Regions from separate parts of the Homo sapiens genome. Here all the other regions are linked to region 2. Evidence: chromatin contacts called from ENCODE Hi-C or POLR2A ChIA-PET data. All regions are on one chromosome and are shown on one strand. The core of a region is the stretch at or near the end of the contact, and the rest is flanking DNA. Distances in the headings are between cores, read along the strand shown.

Evidence for each region. A loop is a pair of places that touch in the nucleus more often than their neighbours do. ChIA-PET counts read pairs that join two places held with the same protein, here RNA polymerase II (POLR2A). Pooled maps may share reads with other maps.
Region 1: a pooled map shows a loop between it and region 2 (2.2-fold over the local background). The contact joins the enhancer-like site here to the promoter of P4HA1 in region 2. A Hi-C loop is called at or near these places in 1 of 50 pooled maps. POLR2A ChIA-PET finds 5 or more read pairs at or near these places in 2 of 52 experiments (K562 and MCF 10A).
Region 3: a pooled map shows a loop between it and region 2 (3-fold over the local background). The contact joins the promoter of SPOCK2 here to the promoter of P4HA1 in region 2. A Hi-C loop is called at or near these places in 4 of 50 pooled maps. POLR2A ChIA-PET finds 5 or more read pairs at or near these places in 7 of 52 experiments (CD4-positive, alpha-beta memory T cell, PC-9, Panc1 and 4 more).

The regions. Positions count from the first base shown.
Region 1 is chr10:71,985,633-71,988,378 of GRCh38, reverse strand. The region is part of intron 1 of CHST3 (carbohydrate sulfotransferase 3); the gene reads right to left. Among named protein-coding and RNA genes, the nearest start is that of CHST3, 23 kb to the right of the region's middle. Within about 2 kb of position 1,403, at least 21 of the 41 ENCODE cell types and tissues checked have a DNase peak (open chromatin) inside an H3K27ac peak, as active enhancers do.
Region 2 is chr10:73,095,480-73,098,179 of GRCh38, reverse strand. P4HA1 (prolyl 4-hydroxylase subunit alpha 1) reads left to right here and starts at 1,314. Exons shown (of 15, transcript NM_001017962.3): 1 at 1,314-1,414. RefSeq lists enhancers at 864-933, 1,178-1,933 and a silencer at 964-1,293.
Region 3 is chr10:72,087,118-72,089,879 of GRCh38, reverse strand. It overlaps SPOCK2 (SPARC (osteonectin), cwcv and kazal like domains proteoglycan 2), which reads left to right and starts at 1,329. Exons shown (of 11, transcript NM_001244950.2): 1 at 1,329-1,740. The coding sequence starts at 1,552.

The sequences.
Region 1 (2,746 bases), core at 154-2,653, 1.1 Mb after region 2:
ATTGGGGATTACAATTCAACATGAGATTTGGGTGCGGACAAATATCCCAACTATATCACAGGGGAAGGGCTGGCACATGTGCCATGTACTTATTACCCCTACTTTAGGAGGAGGTGGCTAAGGAAGCCTAGGAATCTTCTGGGCCCTGGAGTCCTTTTTCTTCCCTCATCCCTCATGTGCCCTATTTTTTCCCATTTTGGTCATGCTCATTATTACAAAACGCTGTGCTCATTTGTGGGGTTTGGAGCTTTTGTCAGTTTTATCAATCATCAACCTTTTGACCAGAAATGTGTGCATGTACGTATACATGCAATGGGTGCATCATACGTGCACATGCTCGGGAGAAGCCCATGGAAGCTGTGAGGGGACCATGGGCTAGCCTTCAATGGCTACACAATGGCCACAGCTTCCCATTTTGTTCTGCACCTCTGGAAAGACGGCTCCATTACAGGATTTCTGAGATAACCGGGTAGAGAAAAACTCTCCATGCATAAGTCTAGGATCCCTAATTCTTGCTCTATCCTCCTTCCTGACCTTCTAAGGAGGCTTTCTGATCCTGGAGAATGATCAAGTAAGGGACAGGACAGAGAGGAGAATTTCTTCTGCTCCCTGTTTTCTTCCAACCCTACTTCTATTTCCTCTGTCTTTTTTTTTTTTTTTTTTTGAGACAGTCTCACTCTTGTTACCCAGGGTGGAGTGCAGTGGCACAATCTTGGCTCAACGCAACCTCCGCCTCCCGGGTTCAAGCCATTCTCCTGCCTCAGCCTCCCGAGTAGTTGGGATTACAGTTAGGCACCACCACGCCCAGCTAATTTTTTTGTATTTTTAGTACAGACAGGGTTTCACCATGCGGACCAGGCTGGTCTTGAACTCCTGACCTCAAGTGATCTGCCCGCCTCAGCCTCCCAAAGTGCTGGGATTACAGATGTGAGTCACTGCGTCGGTCTCCTCTGTTTCTATACAGTGGCAACAGAATTTGAATCCTCTGGAGCTTCCTCAAACTCCCACTTAATGGTCCCATTGACAGCAGGAAGGGGTTTTATTCCTGTGATGAAAGGAGGAACTCCAGCCTCTTTTCTTCTTATTCTTTTTTTTTTTCCTGCTCCCGCCCTGACTTCAACCTCTTGTGTTCTGTCCAACATCTCTGCACTAGATCTGTAGGAGAAGCAGCGGTTAGGGAGAGAGGGGCCACAGGGGTCTTGGGCAGCAGGAGGCTTGGTCCGCATGTGTCTGCTGCTATCCTCTGACTGATCTATGGCCACAGAGGAGCCCATCTACACTCGGTCTGCCAGTGGAAACAGAGGTCAATTGTCTAACTGCTCTGAGCGTTGGACAGATGGCCCTGAACTCGGACAGACTTGGAGTGGGTCCCAGCTCTCCCACTTACTCTCTGCTGACGTTGGGTGAGGAATTTAACTTCTCTGAGCTTAGGCTGGCCCCACAGGGTTGTTGTGAGCATCAAGGAAGCTGTGTGAGCTCCGAAAATTGGGAAGATTGCACACAGGCTGGGCATTATTGCTGGTCTGAACAAATGTCAGCCAGAGCCCGTCTATGCCAATGGCACTGTTGGTTGGTATTTCTTGGGTACATCTCTCCCCATGCTGGGCTGCAGGGGAGGGACACTGGCTGATCCACTTCGGGTTTATCTTATAGAACCAGCCCCAGGCGATCTCTGCCTGCTGCAACTATTCCTATCGGTCAAGGGCCCACCTTTCCAGCATTACTTACAGGGACACTCACCTAACATGTCAGGCCTCGGGCCTGGGCACACCTGGACATGGCCATGGCCAAACGGTTTCTCAGCTAAGAGGGCAAGTCAATTTCCACCCCGGGCCAAAGCTGACAGATGGGAAGGGGCTGCCTGGAGCGCCGTATTTGAAAATACGAGTGCTGCGATTGCTCTGTGACATCTATCATGGGTGGAGGATGGCACAGCTATTGTGAATCTGCTGCGGCTGTTTTAGAGGACTGGTTTTCAACTCTGACAGCATAAGAATCATCCAGAGAAGTTTACAAATCACTGAGGCCTGGGTGCCACCTCCAGATTCAGATTGCATTGGTGTGGCCTGGGCATCAAGATTACTTAAAGCTCCTTAGGTGATTCTAACCTAGAATCAGCAAAGATGGAGAGCCACTACTTTTAGAGCACCCAACTTCACTACCCTGGCGCTCTTACAGACAGCGGGAGCTGCTGCCTGCACACACACTAGCTATCAGCAAGGCCAGAGTGGCAGCGGCCTGCTGAATCTCTTGCTAACCAGGGAGGGATGCCAGGAGAACAGGTCTGTGTCCCTTGTTTTACCTACTTAGTAAAAAAAAACAACACTGATACACATACAATAACTTGGATGAATTTCCAGGGAACTGTGCTGAGTGAAAACAGCCAATCACAAAAGGTTACACACTGCATAATTCCATTTATAGAACATTCCTGAAATGACAAAACTGTAAGAATGGAGAACAGACTAGTATTGCCAAGGGTCAAGGAAGGGGTGGGGGCAGGAGGGAAGTGAGTGTAGTTATAAAAGGGCACCACAGGGGATTCTGTATGAAGTCAACATTCTGATTGTGACATTAGGCTAGGCTTTCACAGAATGTTACCATAGGGGGAAGTGGGTAACAGATTCATGAGACCTCTCTGTACAATTTATTAAAATTGCGTGTGAATCTACTGTTATGTCAAAATGAAACTGTGTAATGAAAAGGAAAAAAAAGAAAAGAAAACTAGCTCCCACAACAGGAGGCA
Region 2 (2,700 bases), core at 65-2,564:
ATAGAAGATTCTCATATCTGTGTCTGCGTTCCATCTGTATCACAGGCATGTAGTCTCTGGAAGACCTCACTGTATTGTTATTAGAGTGAAAAAGGCAGTAAGTCTTAGTATGAAAATAAAGTCTTAGTATGAAAATAATTTTGACCTTATGGATTCCCTGACTACGCTTTCAGAACCATTGATTTAGACATCATTATATCTACTTTTTAGTTGCCTAGTGCTCCCAGAGTACCCTCTCTCTCTTTCTGTAGCTATATAATCACTCACCTCCTGCGTAAGTCAAATGTTAATTATTGCTATACTTTTTAGCATACATGGAAAACTTTAGAAACCACAATTCTTAATGAATAACAAGTCTTAGCAACTCATTTTTCTCTTTAACTGACAAGGAAAAAATTATCTTCTTCATTGTATTCTCCCTCATAGTACAGGGAGATATAAAGAAACCCTTGGTTTGGGGTTACTTTATAACTAAGGCAAATGTTAGACTAAGATCAAACGCAACATTGGGTGCCTTATATAAATTAATGTTACTGGAGAATCTAATATTTACTAAGTCATTTCTGTGTGTGAGGCATGTGTTAAGTGCTTTACATACATTATCTCATTTTATTCTCACAAGAATCTTACAAGATGGGTAGTACCGTCATTTCTATTTTACAGATGAGTAAACGGATACGGAGAGGTTGTTAATGCCTAGTGTTACACACAGGATTGAGGCAGGATTTGAATTGAGATAACCTGACCCTGGAGCTCTTAGTCTATTATCTACTGATAAGGTATAAAGGTAGGAGATAGAGCACGATTAGTATAAAATGAGTGCTGAGATGTGAGAGGAACAAGACAGCTGAGATACCAAGACTGAATCTCTATTATTTTCCACCCTAGAAAAATTCTGCTTTATTTTCTACACTCCCACGTTCCTCTTCTCATTTTTAAGATACTTTATTGCCGGCGGCCTCGTCGCTTAGGCCTGACGCGGACCCTGAAATCAAGGAGGCAAACTGAACAGGAGCGGGGGAAACCCCGTGGTAACCACGGTAACGGTGGCGGGGCGAGAACCCTGCGCAGGCGCGTTACATCCCACTCCCGCTTACCCACACCACGGCGGCCGGTCCCAGCCACTCCTCTCGGCCTCAGACTCCACGGGCCGGCCACGGGTGGGGGCAGCAGGGAGGCACGGGCTTGGCGCCTGCGCAGTCGCCGGGGCGCTGGTGTGATCGAGCTCACGTAGCGAGGGCTGCAGTCGCCTCCTCCCTGGCGCTGCCATCGCGGCCTAGAGGTTATAAAAGGGCTAACGGGCTCCCTCTGCTGCCCAGTCGCGCCGCCAGCGGGCTGAGGGTAGGAAGTAGCCGCTCCGAGTGGAGGCGACTGGGGGCTGAAGAGCGCGCCGCCCTCTCGTCCCACTTTCCAGGTGAGACGCTCCCTCGATCCCGGAGACTGAGGCCACTGGGCAGCCGTGGACCTTCTCGGACGGCTGCGGCGATCCATTCCTTCCCGCTGTGGTGGTACTTCTGGGGCGGGGGTTCCCCAGGTTACCACAGCAGCCTCGGTTCCTTCCCCTCGGGAGACTCGGCCCCTCTCCCTGCGCCACGCGACTCCCGGCGCCCGCGCTCCTTCGTGCCCCCCTTCCCACCTCTGTCCCTAGTGCGCCTCGGACCGCTGGGGCTGCTGCAGCCTCAGTCCCCGCCCTAGGGACCAGGACTTTCTTGAATTTTCCTTCCCGGGGAGGAATCACTCTGTTGCTTTTTTTTTTTTCCAAGTTCCCCTGCACCTGGTCCTCCCTAACGAGGCTAAGGGGAACGCAAGCGCGGGGCGTGGGCTTTTGGCCGCCACAGCCGCAGATGGTTCGCATGTGGCGGTGGAGAGCGGATTTTAAGGCTTGGAGCTGGATCCGCAGCGCGCCAGGCATTTTTGCCCTATCGAAAGTCGCCGGGAGCTGGGGGGACCTCCCCAGAAAGTTCCGGCTGAACTCATCTGTTGCGCGCAGCGGTGCAGCATTAGCTGCCAGACGTAGCCCGGGGCGCCGAGCTTTCTGCTCGTAGCGCCGAGGAAGTAGGCTCTCAGGTCACCTCGTCGTCAGGGAAGCTTCCTTCCCTCTTCTTCCCCATAACTTTTTTTAAAAAGAGACAAGAGCTCTTCTCTCAATCTCTGTCTCTCTGTCTCTCTCTGCCGAGAATTTGCAGCTTTTAAAAGTCCACATCAGTCCAACAAATTCCATGGTTGTGTGAGGATTTTGAGTTGGATTACATGGCTGGCCCCCGGATGTATGTTTCAATGGGGAGGAAGGATGGTATGATAACTGTGAGACTCTTTCTCCTAAATAATCGACTCTGTTACATACAAATTCAATGTTTAGACACTAACATCTTACGCGTTCCGGATAGAGTGAAGACTCTTGGAATTTTGCACTGTTTTCTTTAAGAAAGGGTTGAAGAAGCAGCTAGATCCTCTTTTAGGAATTGATCTAAAAGGCCAAAGAGACTTGCCAATTTCCACTTAACTGTTTCTGGTTTCTCCGAGAGCAGTGGTTCTCGGACTTTCGCTTGGAATGCACTCGGAGGGGATGAAATAGCCACTACGTGAAGGGGGGAGGGGCAAAGACGTGGCAGCAGCGTTCTTTCATCAATTTTTTACTCTTTTTTTTTTTTTTTTTTAAAGTTCTGGTTAGAAACGTATTTCCCCTTTTAGGTTTAGACG
Region 3 (2,762 bases), core at 80-2,579, 1.0 Mb after region 2:
CACTGTACAGCGCCAGGACACACCCAGGAAGAATGCTTTATTACTGTGAGATGAAGACGTCAATGGCCAGGGCCTCACTGCAGCACCACCACTAAATCCAACAGCAAAGGAAACAAGAAAACATGGAAAGGGAGCTATTGTTTTCTGTTTTCCCAACGAGACTCCGGCCTGAGCCACTGAGGCATTCAGAGTTCCCAGATAGGCCAGATTCAGGGTGACAAGGAACCTTGTAAGCTATGTTTTTTCCTACTGATTAAGATTATGTTTTTTAAAGCATTTTAAATTTTTATTTTATTTTTAGATCACAGCAGCTAAGTCTTTTTATAAAAACACAATCTAGGGCTTGGGTCCCAAAAGTTCACTAGGTTTTGTCCCATCAGATGATGTTTCCTCTTTAATGTATTTGTAATGTAAACCTGTCCCCATTTCTGCTGTGCTCTTGGGACTGTGGCCAGCCTCCAGCCTTCCCCGCTGGTATGTCAACATTTAAATCTACAGCCAATAAGGAGGGTCGCAGTTTCAACAAAACCCGAAACACCTCAAACAAAACCAGCACCCCACCCCAGCCCCCCACTCCCCGGCTTCCCCAGTGGCTTATTCAAACTAACTTGAAGTCAAAAAACCATAAGCAAATATGCCTTTTCCAAATTTGCAGCCTCCAAGGCAGATGAAATGGTCAGACATTTGCCTTTTAGGGTTGTCCTGGGAAGAGCTGACAAAACGGGTGACAGCCCCTAAACAGCTGCCTGGGGAGGAGGACATCTGCCTCTGTTTCACCAGCCACTCAGTGCTCAGGCCTTGCCTTGCGCAACGCGGTGCCGCTGGGGAGCAATGGTTCTGAGCAGCCAGTTGTTATACGGCTTTTGTCTTAACGAAGCCACCCATTACGGTAGAGCCATAACTCGCAGGAAGCCAGCTGTCAGGGCTGTGGCGCAGGCCCCTCTGGGTGGGAGGCAAGGGGAGAAAAACAGTGTCTGGCCAAATTCCCTTTCCGACACCTGAGCCTGGCTGGCTTTGTAACCGGAGAGTTTTGTGCCCTCTCCCCCATCCCATCTTCCCCGGGGAGATCCTGGGGCCCTTCTTGCTCTCCATCCTTTGAGGGAGCTCAGGGACATTTCGGGATTCTGGATTTCTTGGTCTGCAACTCCCTGTGTGCCAGGCGGGGCTGGGCCCCGCTGCGGCTGGCTGGCGTTTGGCGCTCTCATCGAGGGAGCGCTTCGCTTTGAAATCTACCCACTCCTTTTTTTTTTTTTTTTTTAAACCAGGTATGATGATGTCAAACGTGATGCTGATGCTACAGTTACAGCCCCTGCTGGCGCAGCCTCTCTGATTCTCTCTCCCTCTCCGCGTCCAGTGCTGGGCTTTTTCAGACAAGTGCATCTCCTAACCAGGTCACATTTCAGCCGCGACCCACTCTCCGCCAGTCACCGGAGGCAGACCGCGGGAGGAGAGCTGAGGACAGCCGCGTGCGCTTCGCCAGCAGCGGGGTGGGAGGAAGGACATTAAAATACTGCAGAAGTCAAGACCCCCCCAGGTCGAACCCAGACCACGATGCGCGCCCCGGGCTGCGGGCGGCTGGTGCTGCCGCTGCTGCTCCTGGCCGCGGCAGCCCTGGCCGAAGGCGACGCCAAGGGGCTCAAGGAGGGCGAGACCCCCGGCAATTTCATGGAGGACGAGCAATGGCTGTCGTCCATCTCGCAGTACAGCGGCAAGATCAAGCACTGGAACCGCTTCCGAGACGTGAGTCCGCAGGGCTGCCAAGGCAGAGACCCGGGGTTGCGGGTTCGGGGATTGAGCTCCGGGGTCTGCGGGAGCGGCCGCCGCACGTCGCAGCCCGAGGCTCCGCAGCCTGGCCGGCTAATTACACGGAAAGTAAACAGTACTGGGGGTCACAGCCCAGCGCCCCTCCCCTGTCCCTGCGGCCCGGGCCGGCGGCCCTGGGACCCCCCAGCCCCGGGACCCCCAGCTCCACACCTGCCCGACGCTCCGGGGTCGCGCGCTCCGGGGTCTCCCCTGCGGGCCGGGAGTGGGAAGGGGTGCGGGGCCGGGGGGACCCGGACCCCGGCTGCCGCTGGACCCCGACCCGGTCCCCAGCTGCGTTGTGCGAGCCGCCCCCGGGCCTGCCCCAGCCGCTGGGATGCTGCAGGCTGCACATACGGGGCACTGCAGCACCGGCAGGTCTGGGTGGGGCCGGCAGTGAGGGTGGCATCGGCTCGCGCGGTGCCCTCTGTTCCCACCGTGGGCTTTGCGGGAGGGGGACAGCATGGGACGGGAGTGTGACCGGGGCTCTGGGTCTGGGGTCCCAGCAGCCTTCTAGGCGAGATGGTGGAAGGCGTGTCCGTACGGGGGTGGGCTGGGGTCCCCGTGCAGAAGGGCGCGCGAGGACCCAGGCTGGTTTTCCCGGACCAACATTTCAGGGGGGAATCCAGCCTGGAGCGAGGGGAGCAGCTCGGAGCCAGAGGAAGGCTCCCGGCCCGGTGGGCTTGAGAAGCCGGGGAGAGTCCAGAAGCTGGGTTTGGGGGCCCCCGGCGGGCGCCGCCCGAACCCCGGCGTAACCTTGGGCCGAACTCCGCGGGGTGGGGGCGGGGGGGTAGCTGCGGCACTTTTGTTTACCGGCACCTGTGGATCAGAGGGGAAGTCGCAGGCGGCGGCCCGGCGGGGCTGGCTCCTTCCTCTCGGCCGGGCCGGGTTGGGGGCTGGGGAAGCAGGGGTGAGGCAGGGCGGGCGGAGGGTGTGGCTGGACCCCGAGATCGTTGGGGGTG